2 separate regions of the Homo sapiens genome follow, and region 2 is linked to region 1. The links are chromatin contacts, found by Hi-C or POLR2A ChIA-PET in ENCODE. All regions are on one chromosome and are shown on one strand. The core of a region is the stretch at or near the end of the contact, and the rest is flanking DNA. Distances in the headings are between cores, read along the strand shown. Region 1 holds the start of SRRM1 (serine and arginine repetitive matrix 1). Region 2 holds the start of YARS1 (tyrosyl-tRNA synthetase 1).

Region 1 (6,155 bases), core at 1,196-3,695:
GCATAAAGCCAACACCTCCTCATATCCAATGTTAGATTTGATTTGTATCCTTTCACACCTTTTCCTATGCTAATAGATACGTAGGGCTTTTCTGTTTAAATGAGAACACATTGAAGTATTTGAAATTTCATTCTTTTTTGAAAGCCAGTTGCATGCTTGCAAAACTACTGTGGCAATGCATACAAACAGGGTGAAAGGAAAAAAGAACATCCCAGGACTGTGCTGTTAGTCTTCTACAACTTTTAGGAACTTGGAATGAGTGAAGAAGACAGGGTTACCTAAATAAACTCAATTTCAGCAAAGAACCTGGAAAAATGAAAGCTTACAAATACTACCTTAGATCATCGAGTGATCACTAATTATTCTTTTCATTTTGTCATTCCTACTGGCCCAATTAAACACGGAAATAACTGGCTGTGCCATCTGAAATGTACTGATTGGTTCACTGAGTTGGCCACAGTCCCCTGGAAAGCGATCAAAAAAAATTTTGTTTGAGAAGGTAAAAACTGTGCCACTACTTAGCCGTAAGATCGTAAACCAAGTTACCCAGCCTCTCTGAGGATAGTTCCTTCCCTGCTAAAATAGAGGTATAGAAACCTACTCTGCAGGGTTGCTGTGTACATACCAGAAATAACATATGTAAAGTATCTGGCATGTGGAAGAAGTTCATTGAATGGAAGATATAACTTCTATACTACCTGAAATAGTTCATCTGGTTGGCAGGGTACTAGATAATGACCCTAAAATATTTTAACTTGGATCTTAAATCCAGTTAACTCTTGTATTTAAGCAATTGTAGGCTGTGTACTAAAAACTCGCCCCTCTCCCAGACCTTTACCAATACCACAAGCAAACTTCATGTTAAAATTTGCTCATCAATCACCTTACTCTTTTATTTATTTGGACTCCTTTCCACAGAAAATATTTTGACAAAAGTCAGAAAAGGCTTTCACTTGTTTCAAAATACTACTTGCACTGCAGAAAATATTGAATATTTACTACAAAACACTTTGATGGAAATTACAAAATGGACAGTTCATAAGCAGTTTGCAAATTCGATACGCTAATCTGAAACTATCATTCCAAAATAAGTATCTTACTGTTTGCCTAAGAACAGCTGGTTGTTCTTAGGTAAAATACTTGGGGGATAACATTCTAACATGACGAAAAACTCGTTGGCATATTTAAAGCCAATTAAAGAAGGATTTCAATGTCCAATTCGGAGTGTCCAAAGATATTTTTACTAAAGTTCTGGCCCTCCTCCCTTCCAATTTTTCCTTTGAAAACACACAAACTGCAAATTACATGCTCTAAAGAGAAGAGCTAACGTGTATTTCAGAAAACGGATATATTGGCTTAGATCAACTAGTTTCTATACGACTTCATTCTGCATTAACAGTTTGCAAGCCCTGAGAGACCAATGGTGCTCAACTCTAGTCCTGTGTCCCTTCTAGATCTTGATCTAGTACTAATTTCCTACAGGAGGGGACTATGGGACACACAGGCTCCAGCACGAGCCTGATAAAGTGTGGGCCCCGAGAACCAACTACGACGGAGTAACTTCCCTGCCTGCAGGCGATGGGCAGACGACGCTGGCAGAGCCTAGGTAAGAGTTACCTTTCACCAGCGGACTCCAAGAGTAAAACACGATGGTGGCGGGTGGTGAGGGATGTGGAGGGCGGGAAGGAATTGAATCACTCCACAACCTGCCTCCATACCCGCGCATAGTTTTCGTTGCACCCTCTACCCTCACAGAACCTTAAATTCACATTGTCCCAACAAGTTATCTACGTCCCCCTCCCTGAAGGGATATCAAATTGGGCGGGAGCTCCCGCGAACCCTGACCTGGCGCCTCCACGAAGGCTTAGGACCTGGAGGGAGGACGTTGGGGGGCGGGGAGGGCGCTTTTTCAAAAAAAGCCGCTGAATGCTTCTTCCTGTTCTCCCTCCCCTAAGGTGCTCTCCCAAGATGTACCCCCAAACCATATTCTCCCTGCCCTGCCGCCACCAGTGACCTTAGGGCTTTCCTTTGGCCTCCCACTCGGGACTTCCTCCTCCGGCTCCGCTAGGCCCCAGGACCCGGCGGCACGCACGGCGCTCGGCCTGCAGGCCCCGCCAGGCAGGCGGGCAGCGAGGTACCATCCCGGCCCATTCCCGCCGCCATTTTCCGGCCACCGTCGCCGCCGCGTAGGGGGGACCATTCCGGAGGAGGAGACTGCGCAGGGGCGCACCGGTCTCCGCCGCAGCGCACGGGGGGGGGGGGGGTGCGCCGGCTCTAGGAGGAATCCTTAAGATCTCCGAAGCTCCCCTCGCTGGCCACCCTGTGCCAAGCTAAGGTCTCCTACCAGGCCTTACCGAGAAGTCCCTGGCCTCACCCCGGCGCCCGGCGCTTCTACTTACGCGGAAAAATCCCGCGTCCATCTTGCCGCCTCGCTCGGAGATCGCTCCCTATCCCAGGGTACACCGCGCCGCCGCGACGGAGGGCGGGACCGGCGGAGGGAAAGCCGAGCGCCGGGACGCAGCGCGCGTCGTTGCGCCCGCCCCCTCCGGCCGACACGAGGCCGCGCCTGCTCAGTGCGCCGAGAGCCCGCCACGCGTGCGCACGAGCGCCAGCGGGGGCGGGCTTCTGTCAGGCCCTAAACTCCCCGGTAGGTAGTGGAGGAGGCGAACCTGACGACCGCAGCCAATGGGAGCAAAAGGGAAGGCCGTCGAGTCGCCCCGCCCTGCAAGTCCTTTTGTGGCGCGTGACCATCCTTGTTCGCGCAATGTGACGTGACCCATCCTTCGACCCGTAGTGGAAGAGGCTTGGCGTCCTGGAGTTCCATGAAGCGATTGAAGAGAAAGGCTGTTACCTCAGAGTGACGCGGGCGAGGCGGCCCGTGCGCCGACGAGAGGCCTGCGGCTTCCCTCTCGTTGTGAAAGTTGTGATTGTGTAGGTTTTACGCGTTTACCAGACGAGAGAGGATTGTCTGTAAAGCGGTCGAGCCTGGCAGCAGACATGAAATCTGCCTTGTAGCTCAGCTTGCTCAGCCTTTGGAGGAAGCTGGAAGTGTCCAGTAGATGGGTTTCGGTTTCGGCGGCCCGGTAATCACGCCGCTGGGCAGGACGCCCGCCAGAGAGCCGTGGTCCTCGGGCTCTGCCTCGGGCTCTCCCCAGCCCGGGTCTCGGACTCCGAGAAGCACCAGCTTCCTCGCAGCGCCTCGCCTGGCCGCCCTGGTGCCTCTGCTCTGGCTGCGAGGGCCTTGGGTTGGATGCGCACTGCTAGATTTTCTTATTTTGAAAATTATTGGCCGGGCGCGGTGGCTCACGCCTGTAATCCCAGCACTTTGGGAGGCCGAGGCGGGCGGATCACGAGGTCAGGAGATCGAGACCATCCTGGCTAACACGGTGAAACCCCGTCTCTACTAAAAATACAAAAAATTAGCTGGGCGTGGTGGCGGGCGTCTGTAGTCCCAGCTACTCGGGAGGCTGAGGCAGGAGAATGGCATTAACCCGGGAGGTGGAGCTTGCAGTGAGCCGAGATCACGCCACTGCACTCCAGCCTGGGTGACAGAGCGAGACTGTCTCAAAAAAAAAAGTTATTTTTATCTAATAAAGCAGAGATGGGGGTCTCGCTCTGTTGCTGGTCTCGAACTCCTGGCCTCCCAAAGTGCAGGGACTTCAGGCCTGAGCCACCGCGCCCGGCCCCACTCTGCCAGCTTTTTCGCAAGCGCTTCTCGCCCTTCTCGCTTCCCTTTCTCGGAGGGAAAGCCGGCGTCCCTTTCTCAGAAAGGCCTCCTCCGGCCATCTTTTGCATCGTTCCCGCCCCCACACACACTCTCGCCTCCCTTTTCTCTTTTTTTCCATGGCACTTAGCCCACCTGAAAGTATGTGTGTGTTTGCTCTCGTGGCTGGAGACACTAGCTGTGTGCTGGAGACATCCCTGCATCTCCAGCTCAGACTTCTCTCTTGACCGTCCCACGTGCCCCAAGTTGAAATCCTGATTCCTTCGCCCTCCATCCACCAAAACCACAAACCACCTGCCCTTCCCAGGGTCTTCCCTGGCTCCCGCTGACCGCAGTGGCTTTCCTTTGGTGTAGGACGCAAGCGTGTGTTACTCTTGACTCCTTTCCTTTACCTCGGCTTTCAAACCATCAAGAAACCCTCCCTGCTGTCATCGTGGTTCAGGGCACCATCGTCTCTTCCCTGAACTGCGCTAACCCCCTAAGTGGTCTTCCTGCTTCTACCCTGGCCACTCAGCATCTACTCTAAGTGTAGCCGGCAGGGTAGTTCTGTTAGAAAACCTTAATCAGACACTTTTCTCAAAACCTTCCAGCAGCCTCTCATTTTTGTTAGAACAAAAGCCAAAATCCTACCTGATGCACGCTATTTCGTCTTTGATGTAATCTAGAATGCTCTACTTCCAGATATCTTTTTTTTTTTTTTTTGAGACCGAGTCTCGCTCTGTCGCCCAGGCTGAAGTGCAGTGGCGCGATCTCGGCTCACTACAACCTCTGCCTCCCGGGTTCAAGCGATTCTCCTGCTTCAGCCTCCCTGGCAGCTGGGACTACAGGTGCGCACCACCACGCGCGGCTAATTATTGTATTTTTAGTAGAGATGGGGTTTTGCCATGTTGGCCAGTCTGGTCTCAAACTCCCAACCTTCACTGATCCTCCCGCCTCGGCCTCCCAAACTGCTGGGATTACAGGCATGAGCCACCACGCTGACCTACTCCTGGATATCTACTGGGCAAACTTAAAGTCCCCACTGCCCCCCCGCAGATGGGGTCTTGCTCTGTCTGCCCAGGTTGGAGTGCAGTGGCAGGATCTCGGCTCACTGCAACCTCCACCTCTCAGTTTCAAGGAATTCTCCTGCCTCAGCCTCCCAAATTGGGAGCTGGGATTACAGACGCCCGCCACCAAGTCCGGCTACTTTTTTTATCTTTAGTGGAGATGGGGTTTCACCATGTTAGCCAGGCTGGTCTGGGACTCCTGACCTCGTGATCCACCTGCCTTGGCCTCCTAAAGTGCTGGGATTATAGGCGTGAGCCACCGTGCCCGGCCTGGGCAAAGTTTTTACTTTAAAGTTTTTACTCGATGGTCACTCACTGAAGCCTAACCTGACTGCCTTGTTGGAAGTTGCTCGGATATCCTCTCTACATCCTGATGCCCGTTACTCTTTTTTTTTTTTTCATAGCTTTTATCACCTAATATGCATTTAACCTGTTTTTTTTTTTTTTTTTTTTTTTTGAGGCAAGGCCTGGCTCTGTCACCCAGGCTGGAGTGCAGTCACGTGATCTTGGCTCACTGCAGCCTCCGCCTCCTGGCTTTAAGCCATCCTCCCACCTCAACCTCTGGAGTAGCTGGGACTACAGGCCCGCACTACCATTCCCAGCTAATTTTTGTATTTTTTGTAGAGATGGGGTTTTGCCATGTTGCCCAGGCTGGTCTCGAACTCATGAGCTCAAGGGATACCTGCCTTGGCCTCCCAAAGTGCTGGGATTACAGGTGTGAGCCACTGCGCCCGGCCGTTTAACCTGTTTTTAATGTTTGTTTATTGTCTGTTCCCCACACTAGAATGTAAGTGCCCTAAAGTCAGGGCTTACTGTTTTGTTCATTCATGTGTCACTAGAAAAGTGACACATGGCATGGGTTCAATAAACATTTGTTCAGTGAATGAAGGCTTTGTCAGACGGCCAAAGACAGGGAAGTGACAGGCCTCCACAGAACAAGCCACTTGACCAGATGGGAACTATGAAATCACAACACCCCACATCTCCCTGACTATTCTCTATGGTTCTGATTAGTCATTCTGTTTTGGGCTTCCTTCACTGTCTCTGTCTGTTTGCTGTCAATCCTATAAATGTTGTTTTTTCTGGTAGTTCTGTCATTGACTACTTTTTCCCTCAACAAAGGTGCCCTCTCTGACCTCTCGGTTTTGATTACCTTTCATATTTCAAACCTGTGTATCTCAGGCACAGGCCTGCTCCAGACCTATATTTTCAACTTCCTGCTCACCTATTCACTTGGATGTCCCATAGGCACCTCACACTCAACATACCCTAAACTGAATTCATCTTCATCCACTTGCCTTCAACCTTCTGGTTTCCCATTCTCAATGAATGAGCCCACCTTTCTTTCTATCATGATTCTTCTCTCTTCCTCACACTCTACAACC
Region 2 (6,155 bases), core at 2,143-4,642, 8.2 Mb before region 1:
ATTACAGGCATTGAGCCACCATACCCAGCCACTATACTTTTTTATATGCTTGAAATAATAAAAACATCTTAAAATTATGAAGTCAATGGGAAAGATACAATGATTATACTCTGTGAAGTATCAAATGTCCTCATATATCACAGTACCTACCTGATAGGGTTGTGGCAAGAATTAAATGAGATCGTGAACATAAATGTGGCACACTAGAGGCATGGCATAAGAGACAAATAACTGGTGGCCATAGTTATTATTTCACCCCACCACCATCATTGCCCCGATCCCTGGAGTCTTAAGAGAAGCATAGGGCCAGGCGCAGAGGCTGATTCCTGTAATCCCAGCACTTTGGGAGGCTGAGGTGGGTGGATCACCTGAGGTCAGGAGTTCAAGACCAGCCTGGCCAACATGGTGAAACCCTGTCTCTACTAAAAATACAAAGATTAGCCGGGTGTGTGGTGCATGCCTGTAATCCCAGCTACTTGGGAGGCTGAAGCAGGAGAATCGCTGGAACCCAGGAAGCGGAGGTTGCAGTGAACTGAGATCGCACCACTGCACTCCAGCCTGGGTGACAGAGCGAGACTCCATCTCAAAAAAAAAAAAAAAAAAAAGCATAGGAACGGTAGGAAAAAAGAGTGCTAAACTGGTAGGGAATTTCCCCTAGACCCTGCTTGAAATTATCTAATATACTCTACTCTTATCTAGTTTAATCCAGCACTCAACCATATTGTCACTGAAGACCAGACTAGGTAGACATCTGAAATATCCGGCAAATTATGCAAATTAATGTTCACTGAACTATCCTTTATAGAGGTACTGGACCTCAGCAATTCACTTCAAGTCTCTGAACTTCAATACAGATGAGAACATGCATCTAAAAAGGGGGTAAATACTGTTAACTTCAAACACAGATTATCATGAGAAAAAATAGGATGTTTATGAAAGTACTCTAAACCTAAAAGTTCTATACTAAAAAAACATGGTATTTAATGAATGTGCAAGGGGGGAAATCCTCATATAAAACTGAAGTTCTTCAGTGAAATTCCAAAGACAGCCTTACTTATTACTTCTCTGTCAAAAGAAGGCTTGCTTACTTCTCTGTCTACCATCTACCACCTTTCTTAGCACTTGTCTGGTAACCTCCACTTAAAATATGGGGACCCCTTTATTTTTTTATTTTATTTTTATTTTTGAGACAGGGTCTCACTCAATCACCCAGGCTGAAATGCAGTGGCGTGATCTGGGCTCACTGCAACCTCTGCCTCCCAGTTTCAAGCGATTCTCATGCCACAGCCTCCCAGTAGCTGGGATTACAGGCGTCCACCATGCTAGGCTAATTTTTGTATTTACAGTAGAGATGGGGTTTTGCTATGTTGGCCAGTCTAGTCTTGAACTCCTGGCCTCAAGCAATCCTCCGGCCTCGGCCTCCCCAAGTGCTGGGATTACAGGCGTGAGCCACCATGTCTGGCCATATCCCTTCATTTTTAAGGGAAGAATATTTTTCCGATCTTCTAATTCTATTTCTTAGTTCCTCTACACCCCATCCTTTCTGTGACCCCATTCTGTCCTTCCACATCTCTCTCACCTGTCCACCCCCTTCTTCACACTTCAGTTTACCACCCCCTCTCTGTTCTCGAACCTCCTGGTTGCAACCTCAGAAACTGGTTCCCTTTCTATTTTTATCTCACCTCAGAAAACCTACTGCCTTCGAGCACAAAGCCTTACTTTATTGAGGCCACTAAAACTGCAACACCAGATGCAAGCCCACATCCTCTTTCAAGCTCTAAAGTCAAGACCATTACCAAGCAGGGTCTGACAGGTACAGCCAAGAGCAGAGATTATTTCCAGTGGACAAGACTTCCCCCTGGCCTTTGATTTCCAACCTTTCCCAAATGCAATACATGTGAAGCACACAGCACGAAACGCACTCAGCAGGCTTTATCACTCCATAAAAAATAGGCACAACATTTACAAAAAATCAAAAAGAACTGAAATTATCTGTAACAGTTTTGCAAATTCCTTCGAAGTAACTAAAAACACTGCAGGACGGAAAAAACAACCCAGGGCTGCAAATCTTTGCTTTAGGTAACATTTCACTAGATGAGGGTGCCAGGATTCTCCTCCCACATGGACACAGAGAACAGATGCGCTAAGCTGCAGCAACAGGTTTCTTTTCAAAAAGAAAATGTGCTTTAAAACACTTCAGGCAGGTCTGGTAGAGCTTGGAGTCCCTAATAAATACACAAAACACCGGAGATCAGGTTAGGGCAGGCCGTGGGCAATTCAACCACTTCTAGGACCTTTCCAGGGCCCACTGAGGTAATAACTGCTTTCCCTCTTGCCCTGGAAGTAACTGGTGACGCCGCCTCCAGCCCTTGAGGAGCCGGAGAAAGGGTGGCCCAGGCCCAACCTTTGGAGGATACTGCCTTGGCTCTCTCTCACAAATGCAACGGCCCGGGACGGTGTCGCCTTCCAGGAAGGGCCTTTGCGTCTCCCTCCCCCGGGGACACCGCGAATTCCCGCCTCCCGGCGGAAAGCGGGAGAAGCGAGAGTTTTCTCCCCGCCCCTCCCCCAGTAGGGGCAAACCCGCCCCTCAGCAGGCCTGTGCTGTGCGCTCCTCTCCCGGGGACCACCGTCCTCAGATCTCCCCAGGGAATGGGTCGTCCTCTTCCTGCCCCCACCCGCGAGACGCGGCAGAAAAGCCCGCGGCTATCTTCCCGCCAGCAACAGCCTCCCGCCGAGCCGGCCGGGACAGAGGCGGCCCCCACCCCCACTGGGCAGGGGACTGCAGACGGCGCTCCCCGACTCTCAAGACGACCAGGGAGCTTCCCTTTTCCTCAGCGGGGTGAGGGGCATCTGTCGCCCGCCGACTTGGAGGTGGAGGGGCAGGGACATTCCCTCGCCATCACCTCAGGAGCTAGAACGCGCCCTTCTCGCAGCAGGGCGTGGGCCTCCCAATCCCTCCAAGGGGCGGACGGCGTGCGCAACCCCCTGGAGAAGCAACAGGCGCCCCCATCCCCCTCCAAGCCGGGTAACGCCGACCCCCTCGTCCCTCCCGCTCTTCACCTCCGGAAGCCGGGCCAAAGCCTGGGCGAACGACTGCGCCTCACTCCGCCCCCTGCGCCATTTTATCGCCCCCTCCCCGACCTCCCCTACCCCGAGTCAGCCGGGCCAACACCAGGGGGAGGGCAAACCAGCAGTGATTGGCAGGAAACCGTCCCGCCTCTAGGAGGGTTGTGCCCCGCTCAGGCGCCTCAGCCCCGCCCTCCGCACCGCCCACCGTGCCCACTGGCTCCACCTTTTCCCGTCTCATCGACCTGCTCGACTCTCTGCTGCTCCTCACTTTTTCCGGCCGCTGCCGGAGGGGTCCAGGCCGAGTAAGCGGAGCGCCGAGCCCAGCTGATGCAACCTGGCTGGACTCGCGTGACAGTTCCCGGCACGCGGCGGCGACGGTGACCCAGGAAGGGGCTCTGGTGCCGGGCTGAGCGGGGGAAGCAGGGGTAGCGGAGCCATGGGGGACGCTCCCAGCCCTGAAGAGAAACTGCACCTTATCACCCGGAACCTGCAGGTCAGGCCTGGGGGTTGGAAATGCGCCGTTGGGGATTAGGAGCCCGAGGTTCAGTGATTTTGAGCCCCATTACGGGGTTCTAAGTATGTGGGGCCGGGGACTCGGCGCTGGCGCAGCTCTGAGAGAGCCTGTAGATCTCACTGCTGGTCGGTCAGTCAATCAAGCAGCCCTTCCCTGGGTTCCCCAGAAATCACAGTGGGCTCACCTCTTGCGTCCAGTTGTCTTGTGTTGGAGCCAAACTTTGAATCCAGGACTCCCATTCCACCCCCCTATTAAGTGCCAGACGTGGTGCTTAGTCGCTGGGGATACGTCAAGGGCCTGCCAGAGCTTGTCTGAAGGGGATCAGACGTTAAAAATGACCCATTACGGTTCAAGTAAGTACTGGAAGATGCTATACTGGGAGCTTTAAAGGGAAAGAGAGAAGGGAAGGCTTCCCTGAGGAAGTGACCTCCAAACTGCGCCTTGAAGGAAATGGATCCCCCCCCCTCACTCCACAAATGTTCCGTTTGTTACCAAGAACTACAGGAGTAGAAGTGAACCAGAGGAAGAATGGAAGAATAAGGAGGGAGAGCATTTCAGATGGAGGAAACAGAAATTGTGGCAAATTTAGCTGGAGTGGAGTGAGCAAAGTTATGAGGAAGCACTTAAATATTTATATTGCTTACCCCTTAACTTTTTCAGGCTTCTGACTGTTGTCACCTTATCAGCGACGCATGATTTCCGACCACTTTATTTAAATAACAAACCCTCTGGCACCAGAACTGCCCCATACCTTGCTCTGCCTTTTTTTTGTTATTGTTTCTACATAGTATACATTTTATTTATTTGTTTAAGAGAGGTAGGCAGGGACCAAGTCACGGGAGCCTTGCAGGCCTTATTCTGTTCAATTTTAAATTGGGCTTCCTTCTAAGAGTAGTGATAAATCAGTTGGGCCACACAGCCTGTTCTGTTTTTTCTTTTTAGAGATGTACTTCACATACTATAAAATTCACCCTTTTAAAGTGCACAATTCAGTGGGTTTTAGTATGTTCACAAGGTTGTGCAACCATCACACTATCTTTTTTTTTTTTTTTTTTTTTGAGGCGGAGTCTCGCTCTGTCGCCCAGGCTGGAGTGCAGTGGCCCAATCTCGGCTCATTGCAACCTCCGCCTCCCAGGTTCACGCCATTCTCCTGCCTCAGCCTCCCGAGTAGCTGGGACTACAGGTGACCGCCCCCACGCCCGGCTAATTTTTTGTATTTTTAGTAGAGACGGGGTTTCACCGTGTTAGCCAGGGTGGTCTCGATCTCCTGACCTCGTGATCCACCCTCCTTGGCCTCCCAGAGTGCTGGGATTACAGGCGTGAGCCACGGCTCCCGGCCACAACCATCACACTATCTAATAAAACTTGCACCCGTTAGCAGACGCTACCTATTACCCACTACTCCTAGCCTTAGAGAAACACTAATCTACTCTCTGTCTCCAGGTATTTGCGTATTCTGGGCATTTCCTGTAACTAGAATCATACAATATGTTTGTTGTGTCTGACTTTTTGCACTTAGCATAATGTTTTCAAAGTTCATGCATGTATTTGCACCTAGCAGAACGTCATTCCTTTTTATGGTTGAATGATACTCTGTTGTATGGATATACATTTTGTTTATCCGTTCATCAGTTGATGGACATTTGGGTTATTCCATTTACAACTTAGTCTTAACCAAAGGTTTTTGCACGCTTCCCCTAGCTAGATTCTTTGTTTCCTATTCTCTCTCCATAAAATAGTGCTGGTTGGAGACTAAAAATACACAAAACTATTAGAATTGACTCAATTGGGTTTTTTGTTTTGGGGATTTTTTTTCTGGAACGGAGTTTATCTCTTGTCGGCCAGGCTGGAGTGCAATGGCACAATCTCAGCTCACTGCAACCTCTGCCTCCTGGGCTCAAGTGATTCTCCTGCCTCAGCCTCCTGAGTAGCTGGGATTACAGACGTGCACCACCACGCCGGGCTAATTTTTGTATTTTTAGTAGAGACGGGGTTTCACCATGCTGGCCAGGCTGGTCTCAAATTCCTGACCTCAAGTTATCCGCCAAATTCGGCGTCCCAAAGTGCTGGGATTACAGAGTGAGCCACAGTGCCCGGCCTCACTCAGGTTTTAAAGGCTAAGTAATGTGACATCTTCTTGGATGGTGAGAACCCTCCAAGTGTCCACGTTGTCAGGGGTGCTCTTGAGCATGCGGGATCAGCTGCCAAAAGACTTGGAGCACAGGAGTTTAACAAGTCCTGGTAAAACATGATTCAAACCAGCAGTCTATCATGGTTTCTGACAGCCTCCCAAAACCGTAACTTGAGGAAACACTACAACCTCTTATCGGGGTACACTGGCCTGTTAGAATTTTTCCAATACTGTCATAGGACAAAAAGAAATCATTAAAGGTTTGTAAAAAGGAAAATGAGTTTTAAAGAAGTTTTTGAGTTTTAAAAGACTGTCTCTGGCTACCTTTTAGAACATGGATTGGAGGGGCCAAGCGCAGTGGCTCATGCCGGTAATCCCAACACTTTGGGAGGCCCACACGGGCAGATCACTTGAGGTTGGGAGTTCAAGACCAGCCTGGCC

The links. A loop is a pair of places that touch in the nucleus more often than their neighbours do. ChIA-PET counts read pairs that join two places held with the same protein, here RNA polymerase II (POLR2A). Pooled maps may share reads with other maps.
Region 2: a loop to region 1 is called in a map of naive thymus-derived CD4-positive, alpha-beta T cell, with 33 times the contacts of the local background. The contact joins the promoter of YARS1 here to the promoter of SRRM1 in region 1. A Hi-C loop is called at or near these places in 1 of 168 maps with a recorded cell type or tissue (naive thymus-derived CD4-positive, alpha-beta T cell) and 4 of 50 pooled maps. POLR2A ChIA-PET finds 5 or more read pairs at or near these places in 1 of 52 experiments (RWPE1).

What each region holds. Positions count from the first base shown.
Region 1 is chr1:24,639,592-24,645,746 of GRCh38, reverse strand. SRRM1 (serine and arginine repetitive matrix 1) reads right to left here and starts at 2,445. Exons shown (of 17, transcript NM_005839.4): 1 at 2,400-2,445. The coding sequence starts at 2,420. RefSeq lists silencers at 2,064-2,123, 2,384-2,703 and an enhancer at 2,774-2,873.
Region 2 is chr1:32,814,595-32,820,749 of GRCh38, reverse strand. It overlaps YARS1 (tyrosyl-tRNA synthetase 1), which reads left to right and starts at 3,392. Exons shown (of 13, transcript NM_003680.4): 1 at 3,392-3,562. The coding sequence starts at 3,506. It overlaps S100PBP (S100P binding protein), which reads right to left and starts at 3,097. Exons shown (of 7, transcript NM_022753.4): 1 at 3,061-3,097. RefSeq lists enhancers at 2,141-2,250, 2,684-2,853, 3,221-3,530, 3,279-3,778, 3,779-4,280 and 2 more.